Regions from separate parts of the Homo sapiens genome. Here regions 1 and 3 are each linked to region 2. A link is an interaction called in ENCODE POLR2A ChIA-PET data of the cell type or tissue named here. Cell type or tissue: GM12878. All regions are shown on one strand. Each heading gives the region's core, and the rest is flanking DNA. Links, peaks and the distances in the headings are about the cores only.

Region 1 (6,201 bases), core at 1,262-5,261, 380 kb after region 2:
GTATTCCATGGTGTATATGTACCATGTTTTCTTTATGCAATCTATCTATCATTGATGGGCATTTGGGTTGATTCCATGTCTCTGCTATTGTGAACAGTGCTGCAATGAACACACGCATGCATGTGTCTTTGTAACACAACAATTTATATTCCTTTGAGTATATACCCAGTAATGGGATTACTGGGTTGAATGGTATTTCTGACTTTAGGTCTTTGTGGAATTGCCATATCATCTTCCACAATGGTTAAACTAATTTACACTCGCACCAACAGTGTATAAGCGTTCCTTTTTCTCTACAACCTCACCACCATCTGTTATTTTTTAACTTTTTAATAACAGCCATTCTCACTGCTGAAAAATCAATGTTTTCACTGTTTTTTTTTGTTTTGTTTTTGAGACAGGGCCTCACTCTGTCACCTAGGCTGGAGTACAGTGGCATGATCACTGGTCTCTGCCGCTGCAACTCCCCAAGCTTAAGCAATCCTTCCACCTCAGCCTCCCGAGTAACTGGGACCACAGGCGAGTGCCATTATGTCTGGCTAATATTTTTTATTTTTTGTAGAGAAAGGACCTTGTTATGTTGCCCAGGTTGGTCTCCAACGCCTGGGTTTAAGTGATCCTCCTGCCTCAGCCTCCCAAAGTGCTGGGATTACAGGTGTGAGCCACCACGTCCAGCCAGCCTTATTTTTAATTGCACTTTGTAACTGCTAGGATTACAGGCGCGTACCACCACACCTGGCTAATTTTTTTTGTATTTTTCAGTAGAGATGGGGTTTCACCATGTTGGCCAGGCTGGTCTTGAACTCCTGACCTCAAGTGATCCACCCTCCTCGGCCTCCCAAAGTGCTGGGATTACAGGCGTGAGCCACCGCGCCCAGCCATGATATCATTTGAAGGTACGCTCTGGATTAATTTAAAACGTATACTGCTGGCCAGGCGTAGTGGTGATTCATACTTGTAATCCCAGCACTTTGGGAGGCTGAGATGGGAGGATTGCTTGAAGCCAGGAGTTCAAGACCAGTCTGGGCAACAAAAGCAAGACCCCCATCTCTTTTACTGTGATCACGCCACTGCATTCCAGCCTGGGTGACAGAGCGAGACCCTGCCTCAACAAAAATAAAGTTACACTGTGTGCCTGCCTTCCTCTACCTCCTCTGCCTCTGACACCCCTGAAACAGCAAGACCAACCTCTCCTCTTCCGCCTCCTCCTCCTCCTCCTCCTCTCTCAGCCTAGCCAATGTAAAGAGAATGAGGATGAAGACCTTTATCATGATCCACTTCCACTTAATAAATAGTAAATATAACATTTTATTTTCTCTAGCTTACTTTATTGTAGGAATACAGTAGATAATATCTATAAGAAGCAAAATATTTGTTCATCGAATGTTTATAGTATTGGTAAGACTTCTGGTCAACAGTAGGCTATTAGTAGTTAAGGTTTTGGAGAGTTGAAAGGTATAAGCGAATTTCTGACTCCACAATGGGGTCAGCATCCCTAACCCCTTCGTTCAAGGGTCAACTGTACTTAGACAGTACAAGAATGACTGAAAACTACTCACTGTTTACCCTTAAGCAAGAATTAACCCCTCCAAGCCTCAGTTGCCTTTTTTGTAAATGGAAGATTGAGGGGGGAAAAAAAAAACCTACCAAGAAGGTTGCCACAGAATCAAATGAGATACGGTATGTCAAGTGCTTGATACAGAGTCTAGTGCACAGTAATCATTAGTCAAAATGGCAGCTATTTATTATTAAAATGATGAAATTTCAAACACAAGCAAAATAAAGCAGGCAATGCAAAAAAAATGCACGGGTAGCAAATTAAAATCAGAAAAATATTATAAGTAACAGAGTACTTTATTAGGAATGGGCAGGGTGGCATGCGCCTGTGGTCTCAGCTACTCAAGGAGGCTGAGGTGGGAAAATTGCTTAAGCCCGGGAAGTCAAGGCTGCAGTGAGCTTCACTGCATCACTGGGTGATAGAGCAAGACCCTGTCTCAAAAGCAAACAAAAAACAGAAGAAGTAATAAATCTACAATTACAGTCCTAAGAATATTTAGTATCTGAAGAGAGGAATAGGGGATAGTCATTATATTCCCAGTAGCTACCACAGTAACCAGTACATAATACGTGCTAATGGATGTTTGTTGAATGAACAGATTCAGAAAAACAACAAAACTGAAAACGATTATACAGTATAACAAAACTTTAGATGTCTGGCCAATGTTGTACTTAAAGTTCATAGCTCTAATTGCTAGTATTATTTTGAGGGAAGAAAAAAATGAACAGCTTGAGATTAGAAATCAATTCAGAAAGGCCCTAAACAGAATGGGAACAAGTTGTTACTAAATATTAAAACAGAAGTTAATGAATCAGAGGTCAGGTGTGGTGGCTGACACCTGTAATCCCAGCACTTCAGGAGGCTCAGGCAGGTGGATCACTTGAGGTCAGGAGTTCAAGACCAGCCTGGCCAACACGGCAAAACTCCACCTCCACTAAAAATTAAAAAATTAGCCGGGTGTGGTGGCGGGCGCCTGTAATTGCAGCTACTCAGGAGGCTGAGGCAGTAGAATCGCTTGAACCCAGGAGGCAGAGGTTGCAGTGAGCTGAGATCGTGCCAGTGCACTCCAGCTTGAGTGACAGACTGAGACTCTGTCTCAAAAAAAAAAAAAACAAAAAAAAAACCACTTTAATTGAGTGAATAGATTGTCAAACTTGATTTAGCAAGAAACATTAAACCTAGACCAATGACGACAAAGAAATTTCCAGGTCTAGAAAGTTTAGTGGGTCTTCCAAGGAACACAATAGTCCCAAGCACTAACAATGTGTTTTTACTTCATGGTGTTGAAAATTAAATGCTTTAACACCAAAAATATCTTATAAGGTATGATATGTCACCTGGGTGACAGAGCGAGGCTTCGTCTCAAAAAAGAAAAAAAGTAGTAATAACAATAACTACCTGGAATAAATATTACACGGACCCCATAATACTCTCAAAAAAGTTCAGGTGTTTTAGTCCTCATATCAACTAAAACCTTAGATAAGGTAACATTGAGAAGACGAACACCTGTGAGAAAACCAAGCAACCAAATGAAAATCTCAAAAAACTGCTTTGTGAATATGTTACAGCAATTACTGGCTCTAAACTACAAAGACTGGTCAGAGAATAGGTACATCTCTATTCCTGCTGCCTCTGTATCTGCTACAGTATCTCCATGAGCCCCTTAAGCCCAAAGTGCTGAACAAGGCCTTTGCCTTTCTGTGCCTATTACCACAGCATAAAATTGGGGTAACAACAGCACCTACTACTTCAAATCACTTTGAGGACTAGAAGCACACACATATATAGATGTTTAGAACAGTGTCTGATAAGCATTGGCCAGTGTTTAGATATATAGATTTTGTTTGCCTCTAAGAAATAAGGTCTCACCAGGCATGGTGGTGCACACCTGTAATCCCAGCTACTCAAGAGGCTGTCACAATAGCATCATTGTTCTCCAGCCTGGGAGACAGAGGCAGAGCAAGAGCAAGTATCACTATGTCACCCAGACTGGGGTGCAGTGGCTATTCACAGGCACAATCATTGTGCAATACAGCCTTAAACCCCTGGGCTCAAGCCATCCTCCTGCCTCAGCCCCCTGAAGCTGGACCTATAGGTACATGCCACTGCATCCCGCTCTAATGTTAATAACTGGGTGTTCCAGGCACAGTGGCTCACACCTGTACTCCCCACACTCTGGGAGGCCGAGGCAGGCGGATCACGAGGTCAGGAGTTCAAGACCAGCCTGGCCAACATAGTGAAACCCCGTCTCCACTAAAATTACAAAAGAATTAGCCAGGCGTGGTGGGGGGCACCTGTAATCCCAGCTACTTGGGAGGCTGAGGCAAGGAAAATCACTTGAACCTGGGAGGTGGAGGTTGCAGTGAGCCGAGATCGTGCCACTGCACTGCAGCCCGGGCGACAATGTGGGACTCCATCTCAAAAAATAAATAAATAAATAAATAACTGGGTATGTGGCACAGCTACCCGGTATTACTGCTTAAATCATTCAGTAGTGCCAAAAGAACTATAAGGAATCTGACCTCCTGGACTGCTGCTACTTGCATCCCTCATTGTTGTCTAACTCACCTGAGACATAAGCCTCCTGAGGGCAGAGACCACTCCATGTGACATGTCCTTGTAACCTGACCATGGCAAGCAACACACAAGAACATTTAGGGAAGATAGTGTCCACCAGTGAAGAGCAGAGGGCCCATCTTTATGGACGATGGTGTGTACTCGTGAAGGGCAGGGAGCATAATTCTTCCAAATGTTACAATCCCAGTATCTCGCCGGGCGCGATGGCTCACGTCTGTAATCCCACACTTTGGGAGGCCGAGGCAGGCAGATCCCCTGAGGTCAGGAGTTCAAGACCAGCCTGGCCAACATGGTGAATCCCCGTCTCTACTAAAAATACAAAAATTAGCTAGGTGTAGTGGTGGGCGCCTGTAATCCCAGCTACTCAGGAGGCTAAGGCAGGAGAATCACTTGAACCCGGGAAGCAGAGGTTGCAGCGAGCCGAGATTGCGCCACTGCACTCCAACCTGGGTGACAGAACAAGACTCAGCGTCAAAAAAAAAAAAAAAAAAATCCCAGTATCTAACAAATACCCAACACATTTAAAAACTCAAATTATTGTTTGCTTAATAAACTGCATCTTCAAAACGATTTCCCTATGAAGTCCATGCTCCTGATCCTCCTTCAAGCCTGGCCCTGACTGAGCGCCACTATTCCTGTTCTCAAACCTTCCATGATCACCATGTCCAAGTCCCTGGTGTACCACACTTTTGCACATGCTGCCACGGCCACCTGGGATTCTCTTCCACCGTCTCGTCACCTGACCTGATCTATGCTTTCTTGGGGCATAGGCCTCTGACATCTCACTTGGCAAGTGTCGCGGCCACCTTCGCCCTGAAGCTTGCTGTGCACTCTGCTGCCTGGCCTGATCATTCACTCATGTCTCTTGGTGGAAGGCCTAGTGCTGCCTTTAACCCAAGGCCTGGGCAGAGGAGCATGGCACGCATTTGTGTGTGGGAGAAAGAGGAAGAGGAAGAAGTTAGAGGAGTGTGAGCCAACAGAGGGGAGGGATGGCAGGCCTCCTTCCCACAGGCGGGTCACGAACCCAAAAGGCTGGAAGCTTCTATTCTCCAGAACTTTTTCTTGATTTCATTCAGCTTTTCAATGCTTCCAATACGCCAAAAGGCCAGAATTAATGACTTAATGTTGTTTTTGAAGAAACACTAAAAAGATAAAATTTTTAAATGTTTCTTTTTAATTAATTTAAAATGATTAATTCATGTCATTTAAAAATGCCATGCATGTAAGTATTTATTTACCCTCCCCCAGCTCCACATTTATTTAAGGCAGGTTAGACATAAACGTGGATACTACAGAAGAGGCTGCAGTCCTGGAAAGCACGGTTTTGCTTCTGAGCATTAGAGATCCTCAGGGCTCCCTTCTCAGTCACTTTCCACTAGATGCTCTTCTTCCGCCAACCACATCCATGACCGTCAATACACACGACTCCCAGAAGTTGGATTTAGGGGTCAAATGTCTACAGTACAATTGCCTAATTCACATATCCCCTTGGATATCTCAAAGGCACTCTGAACTCAACATGTCCCAAGCCAAATTTATGTATGGTGGCATCTGCAGCAGCAGTGAACGAGAGCACAGGACGCCTGGGCACTGTCTACTGCAAAGACAACACAAGGTGAGCAAATGCAGCAGCCTTGGTGTGAGACAGGCCGGCCCTCTCAGTCTCTACCTGTGCTCCACTCCCCATGTTCCACAGAAGAGACCCCTCGCCCCACTCCCGACGTTCCACAGCACATGTCAAGAGAGTGCAGCACATGCCCCCATCAGACACCCCACACTGACACCACATCTCTAACTGGTCTTCCTGCTCCAGCCTTTACCCCACACCCACGAGACATCTGGAGGATCTCTTTCAGAACTGACACAATACCACTCTTCTGCAAAAACCCTCCCACAATCCCCTCATAACACAATAAAAACCAAAGTTGTTGAATAAAAATCTTTCATATTTGTCCCCTGAGCCTCTCTGACTCATTCTGCTCCAGCCTCACAGGTCTCCTTGTTACCTGGACACCTAAGGGTGCTCCCAGACGAGGCCTTTGTACTGTTTGTCTCCCTTTGACTAG
Region 2 (6,201 bases), core at 1,512-5,511:
CAGCTTTCTTTAGGGAATTCAACCTCCAGGACAGCCAACTTTGAATACTGTTAAACTTGGTCTTTTTTTGTTGCTGCTGGGAAAATAACCAAATTATTTGATACTTGCTAACCGTATTTAAAATATTGCTCCTCTTGGTGTTATAAAGGTGAAGCCCCTAAACTGTGACCTCGCTAACTTGTTTATTGCCTTGTGTCTAGTATGAACTCACAACTACACATTTCTTAGGAGTACCTTTGATGGGAAATAGTACCCTCCTCCATGACGGAAGGAGTCTAAACCCATTTCCACTTTTCCAAATGTGCACGTTTTAAACCTTAAGGCAGCTGTTACAGCCGAGGGAGCCATTCATGCCTTGAGCTTGACTAGTGTGTTCTTTTTTACCCTTCCTTTTGGCACCGGTAGACTCTAAAGAAGAAAAGAAAGTGATTGCCCCATTATCCTTGAAAGTTGTTTTGCTCTTCTCAAAATTCTGTGATTAGTAGAGAAAGCCTATCGTGCATGAAAGCAGATTGGGTGTGAACTTTGACATCACTGTGCATAGCCCTGAACTTTAAAGTATGCACTGTTCTGATGTCCCCTGTAGTGGAAATCACAAGAATTTTTTGTGAGATTGTTTCTGACCTGTTTTCCAGCGTACACAGACTTTACTAAAAGAGTACAAAGAAAGGGATAAATCCAATGTATTCAGAGATAAACGCTTCGGAGAATACAACAGCAACATGAGCCCCGAGGAGAAGATGATGAAGAGGTTTGCTCTGGAACAGCAGGTATGGAAAGAAACTGGAGGAGGGTTTTTGCTGTACATTTCACAGGGAAGTCAAGGCCAAGGAGAAGGCTGACTCTGCATGTTTTGCATGTTCCTGGGCACTCGGAAGGTCCAGGGGATAGCCCTCGAATCCTGTGCCTTATCTGGCTAGGCCAAAGGAGAAGCAACCTCTTCTGCAAATGTTAGCTGAATGGATAAATGCCTTAACTCTACTACACGGCAGCAGTGTGCACAGGAGTTCTCAGCTGAGCAGCATTGCTGGAGTGGAAACTGGCCCCTGGGCTTATTTAAGAATTCCCCTCCATGAGGCCGGGCGCGGTGGCTCATGCCTGTAATCCCAGCACTTTGGGAGGCTGAGGTGGGTGGATCATGAGGTCAGGAGATCGAGACCATCCTGGCCAACGTGATGAAACCCCGTCTCTACTAAAAATACAAAAATTAGCCAGGCGTGGTGGCGCATGCCTATAATCCCAGCTACTCAGGAGGCTGAGGCAGGAGAATCACTTGAACCAGGGAGTCAGAGGTTGCAGTGAGCCCAGATCACTCTACCGCACTCCAGCCTGGGCAACAGAGCGAGACTCTGTCTGAAGGAAAAAAAAGAATTACCCTCCATGAGTTTCATTTCTGTCTGAATCATGAATCATTGCTTAGTTGACCCAAAATACTCTTTAAGGCTGCTTAGGATTCGTTGTCATATTTCAAATATAATGGAAATATATATATCTACCTTATCTTTTTTTTTTTGCTGTGAAATGGAAGTGGTAATTTTAGGAAACTTTTTTTCTCTTCTGTCAGCGACATCATGAGAAAAAAAGCATCTACAATCTAAATGAAGATGAAGAATTGACTCATTATGGCCAGTCTTTGGCAGACATCGAGAAGCATAATGACATTGTGGACAGTGACAGCGATGCTGAGGATCGAGGAACGTTGTCTGGTGAGGCTGGGGTGCTGTGCACGGGCCTGTGGGCGTGGAGTCAGGGAGAGTCTGTTCATTGTTAGACCTTCTGCTCTTCTTAGAGACTAGAGAAAGTTATTGCATGAAAGTTTTACTGATCATTAACCTCTCTACAAATTTCACAAGTGACAGTTTTTATGTATTTTTGTTTTTTTTTTAAGTTTTCAGAACTTTAAGATGGTGTGTAGATAGATGCTTTTATGGGCCAAGAAAGCATGTTGATATCCATTATTTTATTTGAACCTCAAAATAGCTCGTTCTACCCATGAGCTCAGAGAAATAAGGTGTTTTGCCCGATGCCAGAGTCAGAGCTGTGGGGAGAACCCACCTCACTGACTCCAGGTGCCTCACTGAATGCACTACTTTGCTCCCCCTACTTTATCAATTCCAGCCTAATATTTGTACCAGTGGCATTGATGTAGTTCCTTTAGCTTTTACCTACTGTGGAATTATAGCAGTTTGAGGAAAATCATATTGAGCCTCATATCTGTAGATAACAACATGAAACAGATAAATTTTGGCCTTAAATAATGTTAACAGAGTTTAAGATTCAGTTCGGGTCTGACTGTCTTGAACCCTATTTATAAGGTTGCAGTCATGACATCAATTACTTGACATTTCTTGTAAGTTAAAGTAGGTCCCATTTCCAGCATCTTCAGAACAAAGGTGTACAAATCTAAAACTGACTCTCAAAGCTTTGTCTTGTCAGTGTGTGAAAGTTAAGGCGTTAAAGCCTGGGGCTGCCTTCTGATATTTGGCTAATCCAGGGGGTAAAAGGCTTAGGAATTAGGGCAGCAAGCATGTGGTGCAGAACCCGCCATCTGCGGCACACCAGGAGGCCCCGCCACTGCTCGGCTTCACGGGCGTGAAGAGAATGGCCAGTTATTTTAACCCCTCTGTGCCTTTGTCTTTGCTCTTTTCATTGTTCAAGACTTCTCGTGGACCCTTAGCTATAAAACGCATTCCCTGGGGAGATCCTAATTCCCCGAGACTGGAGGTAACTGCCTTGGTGTGAGTTGGGCGAGTGGCCTTCCCCTCATTGCCAGGAGGCGCTGTGGCGCAGGTGACTAGAGGGGGCGCCGTGGCGTGCAGGTGACTAGAGGGGGCGCCGTGGCGTGCAGGTGACTAGAGGGGGCGCTGTGGTGCAGGTGACTAGAGGGGGCGCCGTGGCGTGCAGGTGACTAGAGGGGGCGCTGTGGTGCAGGTGACTAGAGGGCGCCGTGGTGCAGGTGACTAGAGGGGGCGCCGTGGCGTGCAGGTGACTAGAGGGGGCGCCGTGGTCCAGGTGACTAGAGGGGGCGCCGTGGCGTGCAGGTGACTAGAGGGGGCGCCGTGGCGTGCAGGTGACTAGAGGGGGCGCTGTGGTGCAGGTGACTAGAGGGCGCCGTGGTGCAGGTGACTAGAGGGGGCGCTGTGGCGTGCAGGTGACTAGAGGGGGCGCCGTGGTCCAGGTGACTAGAGGGGGCGCCGTGGCGTGCAGGTGACTAGAGGGGGCGCCGTGGGGTGCAGGTGACTAGAGGGGGCGCTGTGGCGCAGGTGACTAGAGGGGGCGCCGTGGCGCAGGTGACTAGAGGGAGCGCCGTGGCGTGCAGGTGACTAGAGGGGGCGCCGTGGCGTGGAGGTGACTAGAGGGGGCGCCGTGGCGTGCAGGTGACTAGAGGGGGCGCCGTGGTACAGGTGACTAGAGTCTCCAGGCCCTGCCCAGGGAGGTGGGAGGGACACAGATTGCACCACTGATCCTGGGCGACGCTCCCACCAAGACCCTGGAGTCAGCTTGCTCTGGGTTTGCCAGTCTTCGCTAGAACCAGCACAATCAAAAATAGGTGCTGGGTGTTTCCAGCCACTTGGGTTACGGCCAGTTGGGAGTGTAATGGGTCTGGGTTTTCTCAGAGTGGCTTACCTTGGGTATTTCTCAAGTGCCATTGTGCCTGTGGTCTCAGGCCAGGCTGTTGCGTGTGAGCATTTTTTTCTCAAATGTGGACTTTTCCAGACCACTATGGGGGAAGCACTGGCAGAGTGCTACAGGAAACACTTCCCACGCCAGGGCTGGGCTTCACTGTGGGGTTTTCTGCCTTTTGCCCCCAGCTGAGCTGACTGCTGCCCACTTTGGAGGAGGCGGTGGGCTCCTTCACAAGAAGACTCAACAGGAAGGCGAGGAGCGGGAGAAACCGAAGTCCCGGAAAGAGCTGATTGAAGAGCTCATTGCCAAGTCAAAACAAGAGAAGGTGGGTTAGTGAGTGTTCTTGATCATCTTCTCCACGGTAAGACAGGCTCACCAAAATGTGTTTGAGCTTTTTTTTCCTGTACCTTTTTAGGCTGTGTTTAATATTTTATATGAGTTCAGTAAAAGCATTTATTGTGAGTAGGAATTTTAAAAATCACATAAAGCATATACCTCGGACAGGTTTTGGTTCTTTTGCCTTTTTTTGGTTTATGTTTTGTTTTATTTTGAGACGTAGTCTCTGTTTCCCGGGCTGGAGTACAGTGGCACGATCAAAGCTCACTGTGGCCTCAAACTCCTGGGCTCAAGGATCCAGTGATCCTCCCACCTCAGCTCCCCAAGTAGCTAGTGGGCGCCACCATGCTCAGCTAATTACTTTTTGTAGAGATGGGGATCGTGCTGTGTCGACCAGGCTCAAGCAGTTCTCCCACCTTGGCCTAGTTCTAAAGCACAGGGTGGGCCACTGCACCTGGCGCGGATGGGTTTTTTGTTGTTGCTGGTTTTAGTATCTGACATGTGCCCAAAAAATCACTTTTTTATTCATTTGCAGTGAACTGCTCAGAGCATCTAAATTAATGGTTTATGGCAGGAAAAGATTTCCGTCTGATGAGATTTGGTAGCTTTGCATTTAAAATACTCATTTCTCCTGGCCTCTTTTCTGTGTTGAAACGTTTGGTGCCAACTGAGTGATCACTGTGTGTGTCCTTGGCACTGACATTGGGCCTCTGGGTTGAAGTCCAGTAGTAACGGTATGTGGTGTGTGTCTGTTATTTTTTCCCCAGAGGGAGAGACAAGCTCAACGAGAAGATGCCCTCGAGCTCACGGAGAAGCTAGACCAAGACTGGAAAGAAATTCAGACTCTCCTGTCCCACAAAACTCCCAAGTCAGAGAACAGAGACAAAAAGGAAAAACCCAAGGTGGGAGCCAAGTACTGAAACAAACTCTTCACTCACTGAGCTTGGGTGACCGACTTTCTCCAGAGAAAGGGCTGGGGCTGGACGGCTCTTCTACCTGTCTCCTTTAGGGCAAGTTTCTGTTGAACATTGATACTGAATTACCTGCTGTGTGTAATCTTGGGGTGGAAGTAGATTCAGTTACTTGAGTCTCTATTGCAGGTGAATTAAACTGAAAAAAGTGGTGTTTCTGGATGGAAGAAGTACTTCAGGGTGGACACGTTAGAATAGGTGTCTGAACTTCCCTGTGACATGTTTGTCTGTTGATACATAATACATACATTTAATATACATTTACTTATTTTTGCCTCTGTAAACAGTTGTTTCCTACTGCATTCTCTTTAGTCGAAACTATTGGAAAATGCTGCATTTGTTTAAGAAACTGCGTTCTCAGAGAAGTCTAGATCCCAGCAGATTAGTGTCATGTGGTCATCTGTGCATCTTTGTCAGTCAGCCTTGATGTTACCGTTACTTTACTTAGTTTCCCACGTTTAGGGCGTAATGCCTGGATAAGTAGCGTTTTTGTTGTTGTTTGAGACGGAGTCTCGCTCTGTCACCCAGGCTGGAGTGTAGTGCAACCTCCACCTCACTGCAACCTCCACCTCCTGGGTTCAAGTGATTCTCTTGCCTCAGCCTCCCGGGTAGCTGGGATTACAGGCGCGTGCCACCATGCTTGACTAATTTTTGTATTTTTAGTAAAGACAGGGTTTCACCATGTTGGGCCAGGCTGATCTCAAACTCCTGACCTCACGTGATCTGCCCACCTTGGCCTCCCAAAGTGCTGGGATTACAGGCGTGAGCCACTGCACCTGGCCTGTTTTCGTTAAAGCAGATGTATTCTGAGAATTTTTCTAGGGGTAAACAAATTCTTTGTGACCGAATGTCCACTGATTTCGCAATCCTCAGGGCTTATCAGAACAGTTTTCTCTCTAGAAGAAAAGACGTAGATGTGGCTTAGCTACTTCAATAACATTATCTAGCCATTACTAGAATGTGCCAGGAAGCTAGATCTTTTCTTTTTGTAAAATAAGAAATAAATATATTTTTAAAATGAAGAATTTCTTCTTTCTACCTTAGCCCGATGCATATGACATGATGGTTCGCGAGCTTGGCTTTGAAATGAAGGCGCAGCCCTCTAACAGGATGAAGACGGAGGCAGAATTGGCAAAGGAAGAGCAGGAGCACCTCAGGAAGCTGGAGGTAGGGTGGCAGCACCTCAGGAGCAGGGCTGTGCTGCTGTCCGTCCACAGCCCCTTCTGCTCCATTTTGCAGGATGGGCTGAAGAGAATACTCTGTTTGA
Region 3 (6,201 bases), core at 1,486-5,485, 240 kb after region 2:
CTGCAGCCCTCAACACGGGACAATTTTTCAGAACCTTTAATAAACACTCCATTTCTTTCTACCACTGGGGAATTTCCATGGTAGCATGAGGCACGTTTTACTCGCATAATAGCAGCTAATATTTTTGACAACTCACACAGCACCAGGCAAGTGCTTTCAAGTGTGTTTGTTCACAGACATGTCACTTAGGAGTCTCTCTCTAGGGACCTGCTCTATGACAGCCTTGGCTATCTCGGATCCCAACTGTATCCCTGAGGGCACACAGCGGGGTGGAGGCCACAATCACTGGTGCCACTGGGACTGGGTGGTCTAGGAATGAAGGCTGGGTGTGTTCAGGGAAAGGCCTGGGAAAGTCAACCTTTGGTAATCTACACTCAGGAGGAAGGGAAAGATTAGGTTAAAGGAAACGCAGCCAATAGCTCAATCCTGGCACAGAATAGCGGATGTGACTGGAGAGTGAGGACAGCCCCCAGCCACAGCAGGCTCCACATGTTTGTACAGAGAGGTGCTTCAGGGCATGGGAAAGCATTCTGAGTCTCGATTTTTAAAAACTCAAGCAGCAGAAAGGAAGCACAGAACACCGTCTGCTGATGCAGGAAACTGATGCACAAGCAAGGGTGAGAGAGGGCCGGAGCATTTACAGATGTACAAAAAGTGAAGATCTAAGAAAGCATGATGTCAGCAGCCGCCCACAAGAAGTTCTAGAAGAAAAGAGCTCCAACTTGAGGAGGAAAAAGAGCTGGCATGTCTGCTGGAAGTGCTGTCATAATAGATTTCTAATACTCTCTTTTCCTGACTAGAACTAGAATAATCAGTCTATAAAATCTTGGTGTAAGAAAAACAGGAAACACAACTTTAACCAATTTGGTATCAGGAAAAAATTTTTTTACAACAACCACACTATATTAAACAGGAGAAATCAGTTGATCCAAGGATTTTATATCCAACCAAACTATCTGTTCATTGACAACACAACAGGTCAAAGTTTACTTCTCCAGAACTCAGAGAATTCTGTGGCCCTACTCAAGGCCACTGCCTGAGGATGAGCTTCACCAACCTGAAGACACCTGGGAACACTCAGCAGAGGCAAGCGGGAGCCCTGTTGTAGTAAATTGTGTACCTAAGAATACCGTGTGTTCTGACAGAGCAGAAACACCACCAACAAAAAATGGGAAGAGGAGAGACAGGGAGACAGGAAAGAGAAAACACAAAGAATGGAATTCACTCACTGCCTGCTGTGGAGGCAATGAGTGGGTGTCAGAGGACCCCCTAATGCCAACACAGCAGGCCACGAGGGGGTACACAGGGAACCCAGGCCCAAGGAGCATGAGTGGGGTATGCAAGTCTATAGGAATGCACTAGGAAAAAAGCACCCATTTTCCTAATACCCCAATTTTTTTTTGTTTTCTGATAAGGAGTCTCGCTCTATTGCCAGGCTGGAGTGCAGTGGCACGATCTCAGCTCACTGCAACCTCCACCTCCTGGGTTCAAGCAATTCTCCTGCCTCAGCCTCCCGAGTAGCTGGGACTACAGGTGCGCGCCACCACGCCTGGCTAACTTTTGTATTTTTAGTAGAGACAGGGTTTTCACCATGTTGGCCAGGATGGTCTTGATCTCTTGACCTCATGATCTGCCCCCCTCGGCCTCCCAAAGTGCTGAGATTACAGGCGTGAGCCACAGCACCTGGACAATTTTTTTTTTTTTTTTTTGAAGCAGAGTCTAGCTCTGTCGCCCAGGCTGGAGTGCAGTGGCACAATCTCAGCTCGCTGCAACCTCCACCTCCCAGGTTCAAGCAATTCTCCTGCCTCAGCCTCCCAAGTAGCTAGGACTACAGGTATGCACCACCACACCTGGGCTAATTTTTGTATTTTTTAGTAGAGATGGGGTTTCACCATCTTGGCCAGGCTGGTCTTGAACTCTTGACCTCAGGTGATCTGCCTGCCTCAGCCTCCCAAAGTGCTGGGATTACAGGCATGAGCCACCACGCCCAGCCCCACAATTTTTTTTTTAAATAAAAAAGCAAAAAACCCCACAACACATTTTAAAAAAACCCAAAAAACAAAACAGTAAATAGAAAATACAGAAATTATAAAATAATGACAGGGTTGAGACCAACCACATAGTTATATCACTAAGTGTGAATGGGCTTAACTGACTGAAAAGAAGATTTTCAATTTGGCTCACAAAGCAAGCCTCAGGTTTGCTTCACACAAGAGAACGTCCTAAAACCAAGGCACTCAGAAAAAGGCTGGAAACAAAGGGCCAAGGACAAGGCTGTCTCGTCAGGCAAATGGGCCGAAGGAGAGCAGGGGCAGCAGTCACAACGCAGACAGAGCAGGACTTAGGCCGCAGGCACAAAGCACGACCAGAAGGTGGCCGCTTCTCAACACAAAAAGCCACAAGTAACTAAAAATATATAACAGGAATGTGCACCAAACAACACGGAAACAGGAGATGCAAGAAAACACAGAAACATATTAATAATAAGCCACAGAAGACAGGCCATGAGGACACAAAATAAGGATATACAGAAGACTAAACAACAGAATTAATGTATCATGGAGGTGTATACATATATGTATCTCCATATGTAAATACATACGTACATATATATACACACACACACAGTGAACTCTATACCAAGACCCAAGAAAATACACTTCTATCAAGTACACATGGAGGAGTTACAAAAGCTGACATACACTGGGCCTCAGAAAGTATCAATAGGTTTTGCAAAACAAAAGCAATATTCTCTGATCACAATGAAAAAAACCTGTAAATTATTAACAACAACAAAGTTTCTCCTCTTGGAAATTTAAAAGCTGCCTATTACACTATCGAGTGAAAGAAAAAAGACGCATGGAAATTACATAATTTCTTTTTTTTGGAGATGGAGTCTCGCTCTGTCTCCCAGGCTGGAGTGCAGCAGCACCATCTCAGCTCACCACAACCTTTGCCTCCCAAATTCAAGCGATTCTTCTGCCTCAGCCTCCACAGTAGCTGGGACTACAGGCACGTGCCACCACGTCCAGCTAATTTTTGTATTTTTAGTAGATACAGGGTTTCCGAACTCCTGACCTCAAGTGATCTGCCCGCCTCGGCCTCCCAAAGTGCTGGGATTACAGGCATGAGCCATAGCGCCCAGCCCAGAATTTCTTTAAAAAAAATAATGGAGGCTCGGCGTGGTGGCTCACGCCAGTAATCCCAGCACTTTGGGAGGCAGAGGCGGGTGGATCACCTGAGGTCAGGAGTTCAAGACCAGCCTGGCCAAGATGGTGAAACTCCGTCGCTACTAAAAATACAAAAATTAGCCAGGCGTGGTGGTGCATGCCTGTAATCCCAGCTACTCGGGAGGCTGAGACAGGAGAATTGCTTGAACCCAGGAGGCAGAGGTGGCAGTGAGCCGAGATCATGCCACTGCACTCCAATCTGGGCGACAGAGAGAGACTCCATCTCAAAAACAAAACAAACAAACAAACAAACAAAAAAGGAAAAATTATCTATCAGATTCCATGGGATATTGTTAAGAAAAAGATCAGAGGAAAGTTCCACGTGCTGAACACTTTTATCAATAAAAATGGAAGAAAAAACAAAATGAACTGAATTTCTAAATTAAAAAGTTAGAAAAAACCCCAAGAAAGTAAAACAAAAGAAAGCACAGTGGCCGGGCGTGGTGGCTCACGCCTGTAATCCCAGCACTTTGGGAGGCCAAGGTGGGTGGATCACAAGGTCAGGAGATCGAGACCATCCTGGCTAACATGGTGAAACCCCGTCTCTACTAAAAAATACAAAAAATTAGCCGGGCGAGGTGGTGGGCGCCTGTAGTCCCAGCTACTTGGGAGGCTGAGTCAGGAGAATGGCATGAACCCGGGAGGCGGAGTTTGCAGTGAGCCAAGATCACACCACTGCACTCCAGCCTGGGCGAAAGAGCGAGACTCTGTCTCAAAAAAAAAAAAAAAAAAGAAAGCACAGAAAGAAAATAAAGACGAAAGCAGAAATTAACAAGGTAGGCTGGGCACGGTGGTTCATGCCTGTAATCCTAGCACTTTGGGAGGCCTAGGTGGGCAGATGGCTTGAGACCAGGAGTTTGAGACCAGCCTGGACAATCTGGCAAAATGCTGTTCCTACAAAAACTACAAAAAAATTAGCCGAGTGTGGTGGTGCCCACCTGTGGTACCACCTACTTGAGAAGGTGAGTGGGGAGGATCACCCGAGCCCAGGGAAGTTGAGGTTGCAGTGAGCTGTGAGTGTGCCACTGCACTCCAGCCTGGGCAACATGAGTGAGACTCTGTCTTAAAATAAAAAATAAAAAAGAAAGAAAGGAGGTAAAGAAAAACAGTAAGCTAGGCACAGTGGCTCCCACCTGTAATCCCAGCACTTTGGGAGGCCAAGGCGGGTGGATCATGAGGTCAGGAGATGGAGACCATCCTGGCTAACATGGTGAAACCCCATCTCTACTAAATATACAAAAATTAGCCAGGCGTAGTAACACGCGCCTATAATCTCAGCTACTCGGGAGGCTGAGGCAGGAGAATAGCTTGAACCCGGGAGGTGGAGGCTGCAGTGAGCCGAGAACACGCCACTGCACGCCAGCCTGGGGGACAGAGCGAGACTCTGTCTCAAAAAAAAAAAAAAAGAAAAAAAAAAAAAAACAAAAGAAGAACAGTAAACCTAAATAATAAACTCAGATGATTTTAAAAAACTAACAAAATACATAAACTATTAACTTAAGCAAAATAGGGAGAAAGGAAAAATACACAAACTAAGAAATGACAGGCGAAAATAATCATTGCAAAGAAATTTAAAACTATGACTAGACTACCTTGCAGACATCTATGCAAATAAATTTGAAAATCTAGTTGAAAAGAATAATTTACTACAGAAAGATGGTTTACCAAAATTAACCTCACTAGAGATAGAATAATTTCCAGAGAGGAGAGAAGACTGCTAGCAAGGACCACAGAAAACACACCAGGTCCAGGGGGCTTGCAAAGGGATTTCTATCAAACCTTTAAAGCCTGGATGGTCCCAATGTGAATTGTTCCAGATCACTGAAAATGTAAAAAACAAGAAAATTTCCTGTGTTTTGTTTTGTTTTGTTTTGTTTTTGAGGTGGAGTCTCTCTGTCCCAGGCTGGAGTGCAGTGGCGTGTTCTCGGCTCACTGCAACCTCCACCTCCCGGGTTCAAGCTATTCTCCTGCCTCAGCCTCTTGAGTAGCTGAGATTACAGGTGCGTGTTACTACGCCTGGCAAATTTTTGTATTTTTAGTAGAGACGGGGTTTCACCATGTTGGCCAGGCTTGTCTCGAACGCCTGACCTCGTGATCCGCACCCCTCCTCGGCTTTCCAAAATGCTGGGATTATAGGCATGAGCCACCGTGCCCAGCCAAAAACTTCCTAATTCTTTTTATGAGGCAAGTATAATATTGATACTCAAAGCTAATACAGACAGAACAAAAACGGAAGTCACAGACCCATCTCTCCTAAAAATAATATAGATGTAAATATATTAAATAATGTAAACAGATTCCAAAACAAAAGGATATACCATAATCAAGTGAGCTTTATTCCAGGAATTCAAGTTCAGTTCAATACTTAAAAATCAAATAATGTAAAACATCGTATTAATACATCTAAGGAGAAACATCATGGTTATCTCCACAGATGCTAGAAAACCTTTGAAGTTTAACACCCATAACACCCATTCCTAATGAAAAACACTCAAGAGATGAGGAATCGCTGGATTTTTTTTTAACATTAAATTTTTTTAATGTGGCTAATTTTAAATAATTATCTTATAATATATAAACCTTAACCCTAAAGCCAACATCTTACTTAATGTGGAAACACCAGAGACATTTCTGTTAAGATCAGAAAAGATGCAGTTAAGTAAAAGACAACAATTAGAGGCGTAAGAATTGAAAAAGTAGAAGTAAAACTTTCTCTATTTGTACACATATATAATAGAATGCCTGGAAAACCCCAGAGAATCAACAGTAAGACTCAAACAATAAAATTCAGTAAAGTAAAATATATAAAGTTAACATACAGGCAGGGCGAGGGGGCTCACACCTGTTAATTCCAGCACTTTGGGAGGCCAAGGAGGGCAGATCACTTGAGGTCTGGAGTTCGAGACCAGCCTAGCCAACATGGTGAAACCCCACCTCTACCAAAAATACAAAAACTAGCTGGGCATGGTGG

The links. ChIA-PET counts read pairs that join two places held together with the same protein. Peaks named below come from ENCODE experiments on the same cell type or tissue, not always from the same donor. Only the 100,000 strongest peaks of a DNase experiment are listed, where the experiment ranks them.
Region 1: POLR2A ChIA-PET joins it to region 2 with 7 read pairs; 2 of 35 experiments call an interaction of 5 or more read pairs at or near these places.
Region 3: POLR2A ChIA-PET joins it to region 2 with 6 read pairs; 4 of 35 experiments call an interaction of 5 or more read pairs at or near these places.

The regions. Positions count from the first base shown.
Region 1 is chr4:2,573,892-2,580,092 of GRCh38, reverse strand. All of the region lies in intron 1 of FAM193A (family with sequence similarity 193 member A), which reads right to left. Among named protein-coding and RNA genes, the nearest start is that of FAM193A, 40 kb to the right of the region's middle. In GM12878, for the core only: no CTCF peak of the experiment used is centred there; no DNase peak of the experiment used is centred there.
Region 2 is chr4:2,952,175-2,958,375 of GRCh38, reverse strand. It overlaps NOP14 (NOP14 nucleolar protein), which reads left to right. Exons shown (of 18, transcript NM_001291978.2): 2 at 636-770; 3 at 1,565-1,706; 4 at 3,813-3,952; 5 at 4,731-4,865; 6 at 5,979-6,101. Among named protein-coding and RNA genes, the nearest start is that of NOP14, 8.1 kb to the left of the region's middle. In GM12878, for the core only: a CTCF peak has its summit at 3,325; a DNase peak (open chromatin) is centred at 3,735; H3K4me3 peaks cover 357 bases; H3K27ac peaks cover 1,735 bases.
Region 3 is chr4:2,708,613-2,714,813 of GRCh38, reverse strand. The region is part of intron 19 of FAM193A (family with sequence similarity 193 member A); the gene reads right to left. Among named protein-coding and RNA genes, the nearest start is that of TNIP2, 45 kb to the left of the region's middle. RefSeq lists an enhancer at 2,283-2,502. In GM12878, for the core only: a CTCF peak has its summit at 2,366 (motif pointing right); no DNase peak of the experiment used is centred there; H3K27ac peaks cover 556 bases.